2 separate regions of the Homo sapiens genome follow, and region 2 is linked to region 1. Evidence: read pairs that join two places in POLR2A ChIA-PET (ENCODE). Cell type or tissue: MCF 10A. All regions are shown on one strand. Each heading gives the region's core, and the rest is flanking DNA. Links, peaks and the distances in the headings are about the cores only.

Region 1 (4,399 bases), core at 144-4,143:
GACTCAGGGAGACAATGCTGGAAGTTCTCATCAAGAGTGCCTGGGTGGGGCAACCCCCATGTCCAGAACTTGAGTACAAAATAGAAAACCAAGTGGGAGCCTAGACATTGAACCTGGGCTATGAGAGGGAAGTGGGCCAAGATCACAGTGAGGCGGCCGCACCTGGGAGGCCAGAGCTTTCCAAGGATGCATGCACTCCCACTTAGCAAGACCCGTCAAGAGCCATGGGTGAGTGGGTTGAACACAGGCAGGCTGGGGCTTAGAGCAGAGGTAAGCAGAGCCTGTGATAACTGAATAGAGCCAGAGAACAGCCCCTCTAGCAGCCAATCAAAAACTTTTTTTTTTTTTTTTGAGACGGACTCTTGCCCTGTCACCAGGCTGGAGTGCAGTGGTGAGATCTCCAGCTCACTGCAACCTCCGCCTCCTGGGTTCAAGCGAGCGATTCTCCTGCCTCAGCCTCCCGAGCAGCTAGGACTACAGGCGCACGCCACCACGCCCAGCTAATTTTGTATTTTTAGTAGAGACGGGGTTTCACCACTTTGGCCAGGATTGTCTCGATCTCTTGACCTTGTGACCCACCTGCCTCAGCCTCCCAAAGTGTTGGGATTACAGGCATGAACCACCGCACCAGACTGCCAATGAAAAACTTGAACATGCGCCACAATCACCTGAAAGCCTTTAGTGCTTCTCATTCAATAGATCTAGGAATGTGCATTTCTAACAAGTTTGTAGTGAGGCTGACTTGCTGGCTGGGAGCCACATTTGGAGAGCCCCTGGCCCACGCATTTCCTTCAACAGAGCTTCCCAGCACTGGTTGCCTGTGAGAGGCAGCCGGGGAGATGGAAAAAACATTGATTTCTGCTTTGGGTTAGGGGCAGGCTGCTGCTTCTACAACTAGAACAAAATGGACAAATTAGACAAAGTCATGTTTGTATTTTTATTTATTTTTATTTTATTTTTTTGAGACAGAACTCACTCTGTAGCCCAGGCTGGAGTGCAGTAGTGTGATCTCGGCTCACTGTAACCTCCCACTCCCGGGTTCAAGGGATCTTCCTGCCTCAGCCTCCTGAGTAGCTGGGATTGCAGGCACCCACTGCCACACGTGGCTAATTTTCTTTCTTTCTTTTTTCTTTCTTTCTTTCTTTTTTTTGTATTTTTATTAGAGATGGGATTTCATCATGTTGGCCAGGCTGGTCTTGAACTCCTGACCTCAGGTGATCTGCCCACCTAGGCCTCCCAAAGCGCTGGGATTACAGGTGTGAGCCACTGTGACTGGCCCCAAAGTCATGTTTTTAAAGGCATCGGAGAGATGTAGGGGCAAAGAGGACAAGTAGACCTGAAATCCTAGAGCGGGAGGAGCACTTCCAGCAGTGATTCAAAAACTGGTGCACAGATCTCATGCCCCACACAGGATTACTTGACCGTATATCTGGGATCTTCTGAAGTGAGGGGCTCTGATTATGCATAAATTGCTGTAGAGGAGGAGGAGGGAGCAGGCATTCCCCAGTGTGCAGTGCTGCCAGAGGAAGGTGTGAAGGGAAGCATGTTAGGGCGTCTGTGCCCACTCTGGCTGTGGTTCCTGACTCTTTCTGTCCCAAGCAGATTGAATCCTTGCCTGCCTCCCACTTGATTATGGGAGAGTAACCACGTGATATTACTATTCATTATTTACAGGTCTTTCCCCCTTAGTATCCCTGTACTCTCAGATTCTAGCACAGGGCTTAGCAAATGATAGGTGCTTAGGAAGTGTTTGTTGACAGAATAGTTGTGATCTCAGTTCTGGCTCCATGCCTCTAGCTCAGCGGTTCTCAACTGAGGGTATTTTGACCCTCGTCCCTCAGAGAATACTCGACAATATCTGTAGACATCGCTGATTGTCACAGCTGTGGGGAGTAGGGGAGGTACTACTGGCATATAGAGGATGGAGTCAAGGATGCTGCTTAACATCCTACATGCGCAGGACAGCCCTCACAGCAAATAGTAAGCTGGCCCCCAGTGTCTGCAGTGCCAAGGGTGAGAAATCCTGTCCTGGCTGGTCTCCATGCAAGCCATACCTGAGGGGTCCCACCCCTGCTGCCTCCTCTGGTCACGAGGTTGGAGGTTCCTGTAGCTCAGGCCAGTGCAGCATCTTCCATTCCCTTGACCCCTTTATAAGAGTTTTCCTGTGGCTCCTCGGGTGAGGTTTGGGGTATCAGTTAGTGCTCTCAACAATGGCCACCTGCATGCGCGGGGAGTGACGGGGTTGGCCCTGAGCACAGGTGGAGAGCTGGGCTGTGGGTGATTTGAATGAGCCCTGCATGCTCTGAAGGTCTGGGTTGCCTCAAAGCTCTACCTGGTTTTTCAGAGAAATTGTTCTCCCGTTCACAGAAGCCTTCCTCTGCTACCCAGCTTGTAACAGCCTGCCCATCCCCTCATCCCTTGTCTGAGTTGTTCATCATGACTCATTCCCCAGGATGAGACAAAAGGAGCCTTTGACTCCAATAAATGTTTAAAACAAACAAAAATAACAAACCACTTGTTTCCAGGAAGGGCGGAGGCGGTAAGGTGGAGGTAGCATTTTCCCACTATTGTGCTAACATGGATGAATTAGATCAGCTACTTAACACCTGGAAAGGTGTGGAAAGGCATGAGAGGATGAAGCTGAGTACAGTGAAGGACAAGGAAGTCTGGAACATTGTGGAGTGCGTGGGCCAGGGAAAGCAGCCCTGCAGAGGAGGCTGGAGGGGCAACTGCATATTCCGAGAGGAAGTTCAAAGGCTCTGTGAACAAGCTCCAGCACCAGACAGTGCTTTAAATGTGCTACATACATTATCTCATGCAATCCTCACAACCCTATGAAATAGGTTCTATCATTGATATCTCTGTCAGTCAGCTAGCACCTCAATAATGCCATATAAGAAGCATCCCCAAACAATTTCTATGGCTGAACACAGCAATCATTTAATCTCCCCAATGTGGCCACAGCTTGGCTGAGAGCCAGCAAGATTTAGTCTGAGCTTATCTGCACATAGCTCCAAGCTGCACACTGGATTCAGGTTTGCTCCAGGCATCTTTCTCCTTAAACTAGCAGGCAAACTGCAGCTGTTTCTTTCCCATAGTCATGGGAGACGTTCAAGAGGGAAAGCAAAACTGCACAATTCGTTTCAAGCTTCCACTTGTGTCTCATCTTCTCATATTGGCCATAGTGAGGCACATTGCTGAGCCTCAAATAAAGAGATGGGGATGTACACTCTGCCCAGCATGAGTTCGAAGCAACTTATAGTGTCAAGCCAACACGGATGGAGTGGGTAAGTATACTCCTTCCACGAAGGTTGGGAGGAAGTGGTGTCAGGAATGAGTACTTGCCTAACAATGATCTAATCTACTACATTTTAAATATGTTGAAACTGGGGCACACAAAAGGATTGAGCAATTTGCTTTAGGCTGCAGAGTAAATGAGTGGCTTGGATGTGAACCCAAATGATGTGGTTTGACAGTGTACGTTACACAGTACTACGCTGTACTGTAGTATACTGTACTATACCTGCCATGCCATACCACTATGCCAAAAGACTCTTTGCTGTGTTTTGTTGCCTGTGGTAGCAAGTGTTCAAGATAGTCTCCAATGATCCTCACCTCCTGTATTCACATCCGCTGTGGACTAAAAGCTTGATTGCCCCTTACATTCATATGTTGAACCCCTAATCCATAATGTGATGGTATTTGAAGGTGAGGCTTTGGGAAATAATAAAGGATAGATGAGTTCATAAGGGTAGAGCCCTCTGACAGGATTAATGCTCTTATGAGAAGAAGAAGAGAGCAGCCCTCTCTCCTTTATCTCTGTGTCATGTGAGAATTCTGTAAGAAGGTAGCCCTCTGCAAACCAGGAGGAGAGCCCTCACCAGGAAATGAATTGGCTGACATCTTGATCTTGGACTTCCCAGCCCCCAGCACGGTGAGCTATAAGCCATCCAGTTTTATGGTATTTTGTTATGGCAGCCTGAGCAGACTAAGACAACACTCTTGCATAGTCTCCTCCCATGTTGAATATGGTTGACCTTTGTGACCAATAGAATATTAAGGACATGATGGTGGGTGACTTCTGAGGCCATCACAGGCATTTCAGGTTCCTTTTTGGTGTCTTGTATCACTCATCTGGGAGAACCAGACAGCATGTTGTGAGGATGCCCAAGCAGTCCTACGGAGGGGCCCACAGGAACAGAGGCCTCCCTCCAACAGCCAATACCAGCTTACCAGCCCTGGATCCTCCAGCACATCGTCTTCAGATGCTTCCAGTCCCCATTTAGTCTGCCAGTTGAAGTGCCAGATATCATTAATCAAGAATGTCATCCATTCTGTGCTCTGCCTGGATTCCTGACCCAAAGAAATGTGAGATGGAATACATGATTATGGTTGTTTT
Region 2 (4,399 bases), core at 91-4,090, 1.3 Mb after region 1:
GCTCCAACTGCAGCAGCAACATCACAAGCAAAAATAAAGTAGTAATTAGCAACACAATAATAATGATACTGTCTTTTTATTAAGGCTAAATGCTTTACATGTATTTTTTTCACTGAACCCTCACAGAAGCCTCTGAGAAGAGGTATCATTATTATATACAGCTCATTCACAGATGAGCTGAAGGGTTAGAGCAATCTTATATGTTGCTCAAGGTCACATAGCAAACACATGTCAAAACCAAATTGTGAATGTAGGTCAGAATCAGAATTCAAATCCTTAACTACTATAGCATCAAAAATGAAACCAGACAGGATACGCTCAGAATTGTTGAACTTCAAACCCCACTGAAGAAGTAGAGAAAGCTATTTGAGCAAACTTATTTACAACATCTTGGAATTATACAGCACATATACAGGTGTAGATGATAATACCAAAAAGTCTAAGGCACTAGTGAAATTGCAAGGTTGAGCTGAGTCTTCAAGTTGACACTTTCTTGCTATTTTGAATCACCTTCAAGGTTGCCTAATTTATCAATAGTAATATTTCTCACTGTAGATATTGTGCATGATCTTCAGTAAAGGTCCAATATTTACCAGTAAAATATTTTAAAATAATATTGTTATTTTGCATGAGTCCTGAGAATAACTCAAAAGGTAGATGAAATAATTCCTTCCCTTTCACCAATAATAAATGCTAAGATATTTCAGAAGACACTTGGTTAAATAGAAATAAAATGCAGTATTTTTCAATGCTATGCTGAAATTAACTGTGCAGAAATTATAATCTTCAAATTCATATTTCCTAATATTTCCTAGAGGTATATTATGTACACACACACAGACACACAGAAGAAGTACTGTTCACCCTCTCCCAAATGAACTTGGTTCTCTAGTTTCTAGCAAAATAGTGTTATACAATTCTGGGCTAAAGACAGCTTATTAAAGTTTTCCCAGTGTAGGGATTCTTAAGAGATTTTAATATACTAAGTTGAATTTGGAATCATCAAGGACAGAATAAAGTATACACGGTTTCCCAACCTTATATGATGTTTTTTTTTTTCTCCCAAACATTACATCGTACTGTTTTCTGGCATGTTGGGCAGTTGATAGGCTGTGCTATCATTCAACTTCCTTTGTTTTTATTGACCAAAAAGCTTCATATACGTATAAATATGCAACACTTCCAGAGTTACCAGATTTCACAAGTAAAAACAGAGAATGTCACAGTAATTTAAAATTCAGGTAAATGACAGATCTCTCTTTGGTAAATGTGTGTCCAGTTTATCTGGAGTTCAAATTTCACTGGGCATCCTGCATTGTATGTGGTAATCCTAAACATTTTCGAAGAAAAGATGAAAGAGCCATGTCATTCAGTGCATGATAATAGAAACTTAACATCTTGAGTTGGTGTAGACAGATCCCCACACATCAGCAACATTTTGAAAATTTACCTACCTATTCTTAGCCCCTAGTTTAATTCCACTGTGCCCTTTATGTACACATTACTTTAAAATATATAATTTTGCCAGTTTTTAAATTCTTTTTATTGATTTCCCTGAGTTGTATCCCTACATGATAAGGAATCAACCATAAAGGTATTTACTGGCTAACAGTGAACTAGGCACTAGGTACTCAAGAAAGCTTTTTTTTTTTTTTTTTTTTTTTTGTCCACTGTAAAATTGTTCCTTAGAGGAACAAGCAATAACTGATAAAGGCCAAAAAAATTCGTCACTGGATATTCTCAGATGCATATGATGGTTTCCACTGTAGGCATTATTAACATTTTCTCAGAGTTTTCTTTTTCTCACAGTGACTAACACATCATTATTTTTCTTAAGTAACGAAAAGCTGGGAACCCTGCCAAAAGTTATCTTAACAGATGCTATATTATCATTTCAGTGAATTCTATCATTTTTCACATCCTGGTAATTATATTTCAGAGGTGGAATGCATGCTGAGTATGGCGGGCTGCTGTTACAAAAATAGACCCGAGAAACACATTAACCTGGTAACTCCTCCCATCCTGGGGATGTGGGATGCTGCTGTGTGCCTTGCCTGTGGTGGGATTTTCTGGGAATCCACTGTTTTCTATTTTGTGCTTCATTTCAACTCACCTTTTCACTCATGCCCCATGCCGAATTACCTGTAAGGAATCATTAAACTTTTGGTTTCCTGTAGGGAAGATTAACTAATTGCAAATATTCGGGAACTGGGGCGGGGGTTGGGGTGCGGAGAACTACAGGGTCTCATTAGTTGCTCCTTCCTGAATTGAACCATTATAGCATTCCCAAAGAACCCCAACAGCCTAAAGGGGCACACTTATTTTTAAACGTTTGCTGAAAAAAACAACAATACTGTAGTTGATACTTGTCTAATCTTTCTTCAAATAAATTGAGACCTGAATCCAACCCTCCTGGATATATGATGTCTTTAGTTCTATTACTTTGTTTCTTTGACATACCAGAAAATTTCCAACAAAAGGAAAATCTTGGCTTTTCATAGTTCAGTGCTCATGAGTCCAAATGAATTATCTTTCTCAATAGCAGGGGATTAATAAAATATGCAAAGCATCCCAAATTGGCCTAGACACTGGGAATAATGTTATTTATCCTACACCCACGTTCCTTCCAGTGAGGAAGGCGGAACGATGAATAATGTACACTTTCCCAGCTGCTTGTCACTGTCTTTAGGAGTAGACTAAGAAGAACATCATTTCTCAGAAAAAGCCTCCAAGTGTGCAGAGTTGGAGGTGACAGCTATTTTTCATTCTGAGTTTTGTTCATAACAAAGGGCAGTTATTCTTCTACTGTAAAAGGAAGCTCACTCTAGGTAAAGTCACCTTTGATAGAAGCTTTTATTTTCCAGTCCTTGCCAGATCAAAGTCCGTACTGTGAAGACCCACCCTACGGGCAGACAGCAAAGAAACCCTGTGTGTGGTGGGCATTGAATCTCTACAAGAGTGGGGGAGGGGGGGGGGGAACAGAAACAAAAGTCCAACTGGGAAAGTCTGAATGGCCCAGAGATACAGGCGCAGTTGGAACTATTCAATTAGAACATTGACAGGGTATTCATTTGCTTTCTTTATTTGTTCTGAAAATTACTAGGATGTTTTCATTAGCTGTCCTGTAAAATTGGTGACAAGAGCCCATTTGAGAGAATTCTAATCTGAGAAGCCCCTCTTAAGTGTGAGTTATATTGGAGACTTATGGCCTGAAAAATAAAGAGTCCTCTTTTCTTTCTACATAATTATGTTTGCAAAATGTGAAGCACAGGGGCAGAGTGTGTAGATTTTCAAAGCACATAGATGAGCTTCTAGAACATGCAGGTAGAGAGAAACGTCTACCAGAATCTTTGAATTAGAAAATGTTATATATGAGAATGGGGTGCAGGTCATAAGAACAGCTATTAAATCCCTTATGAAACTGGAGAGGAAGGAAGCAGCATTTCTTTGCTTAAAGAGCTGACAAGACTGGTGAAGCTGAAGCTCATGTTTTTGGAGAAGTGTATGGGTTTTTGATCCTTGAGAAGCAGAAAGAATTTACTCAGGTTAACAAATTACCAATCTTTGATGTGTCTGCAATGTTATTTTTTCCTATAAACTTGGAATTTAAAAGGTCTTTTTTTCCTGACTCTGAAGTCCAAGAATTTGGAGTCTATATTAAAAGACATAATCATTATTTTGCATTAATATTAATTTGATTGCATTCAATAAATATTCACCAGCAAATCTGATCCTTCATATGATCTGAAATAAAATATGTACAAGTTACGGCAATCTTTTTTTTTTTTTTTTTTTGAGACACAGTTTTGCTCTTGTTGCCCAGGCTGGAGTGCAATGGCGCGATCTTGGCTCAACACAACCTCCACCTCCTGGGTTCGAGCAATTCTCCTGACTCAGCCTCCTGAGTAGCTGGGATTATAGGCAGGTGCCACCACATCTGGCTAATTTTGTACTTCTAGTAGAGACAGGGTTTCTCCATGTAGGTCAGGCTGGTCTCAAACTCCCGACCTCAGGTGATCTGCCCGCCTCGGCCTCCCAAAGTGCTGGGATTACAGGCATGAGCCACTGTGCCCAGCTGGTAATCTTTAATACTAAAAGAAACTTAAGTCTGTTTTGGCCTGACCATACTAGTTCCAAACTAAATTTTATATGTAAAAATGAGAGATTGACATCTATACAAAATATATTAAAATATGTTCTATCAGTTATAGCTACACATATATAATGGTTACATATTATGGTTACATATGTATAAATATTGACATATGCTGATACATATACATATAAAACGTATCTATGTCTCTAGCTAGCTAGCTACGGTTAAGCTGTAAGTACAACAATATCAACAGCAAACTGTCTCATGCATCCTTTCCAAGACTAAATACTTCATTACAAAAAT

The links. ChIA-PET counts read pairs that join two places held together with the same protein. Peaks named below come from ENCODE experiments on the same cell type or tissue, not always from the same donor. Only the 100,000 strongest peaks of a DNase experiment are listed, where the experiment ranks them.
Region 2: POLR2A ChIA-PET joins it to region 1 with 5 read pairs; 1 of 35 experiments calls an interaction of 5 or more read pairs at or near these places.

Annotation. Positions count from the first base shown.
Region 1 is chrX:9,378,159-9,382,557 of GRCh38, reverse strand. No RefSeq gene overlaps it. Among named protein-coding and RNA genes, the nearest start is that of TBL1X, 85 kb to the left of the region's middle. In MCF 10A, for the core only: no CTCF peak of the experiment used is centred there; DNase peaks (open chromatin) are centred at 2,457 and 3,397.
Region 2 is chrX:8,081,700-8,086,098 of GRCh38, reverse strand. The region is part of intron 1 of LOC107985675 (a long non-coding RNA gene); the gene reads right to left. Among named protein-coding and RNA genes, the nearest start is that of MIR651, 43 kb to the left of the region's middle. In MCF 10A, for the core only: no CTCF peak of the experiment used is centred there; a DNase peak (open chromatin) is centred at 1,848.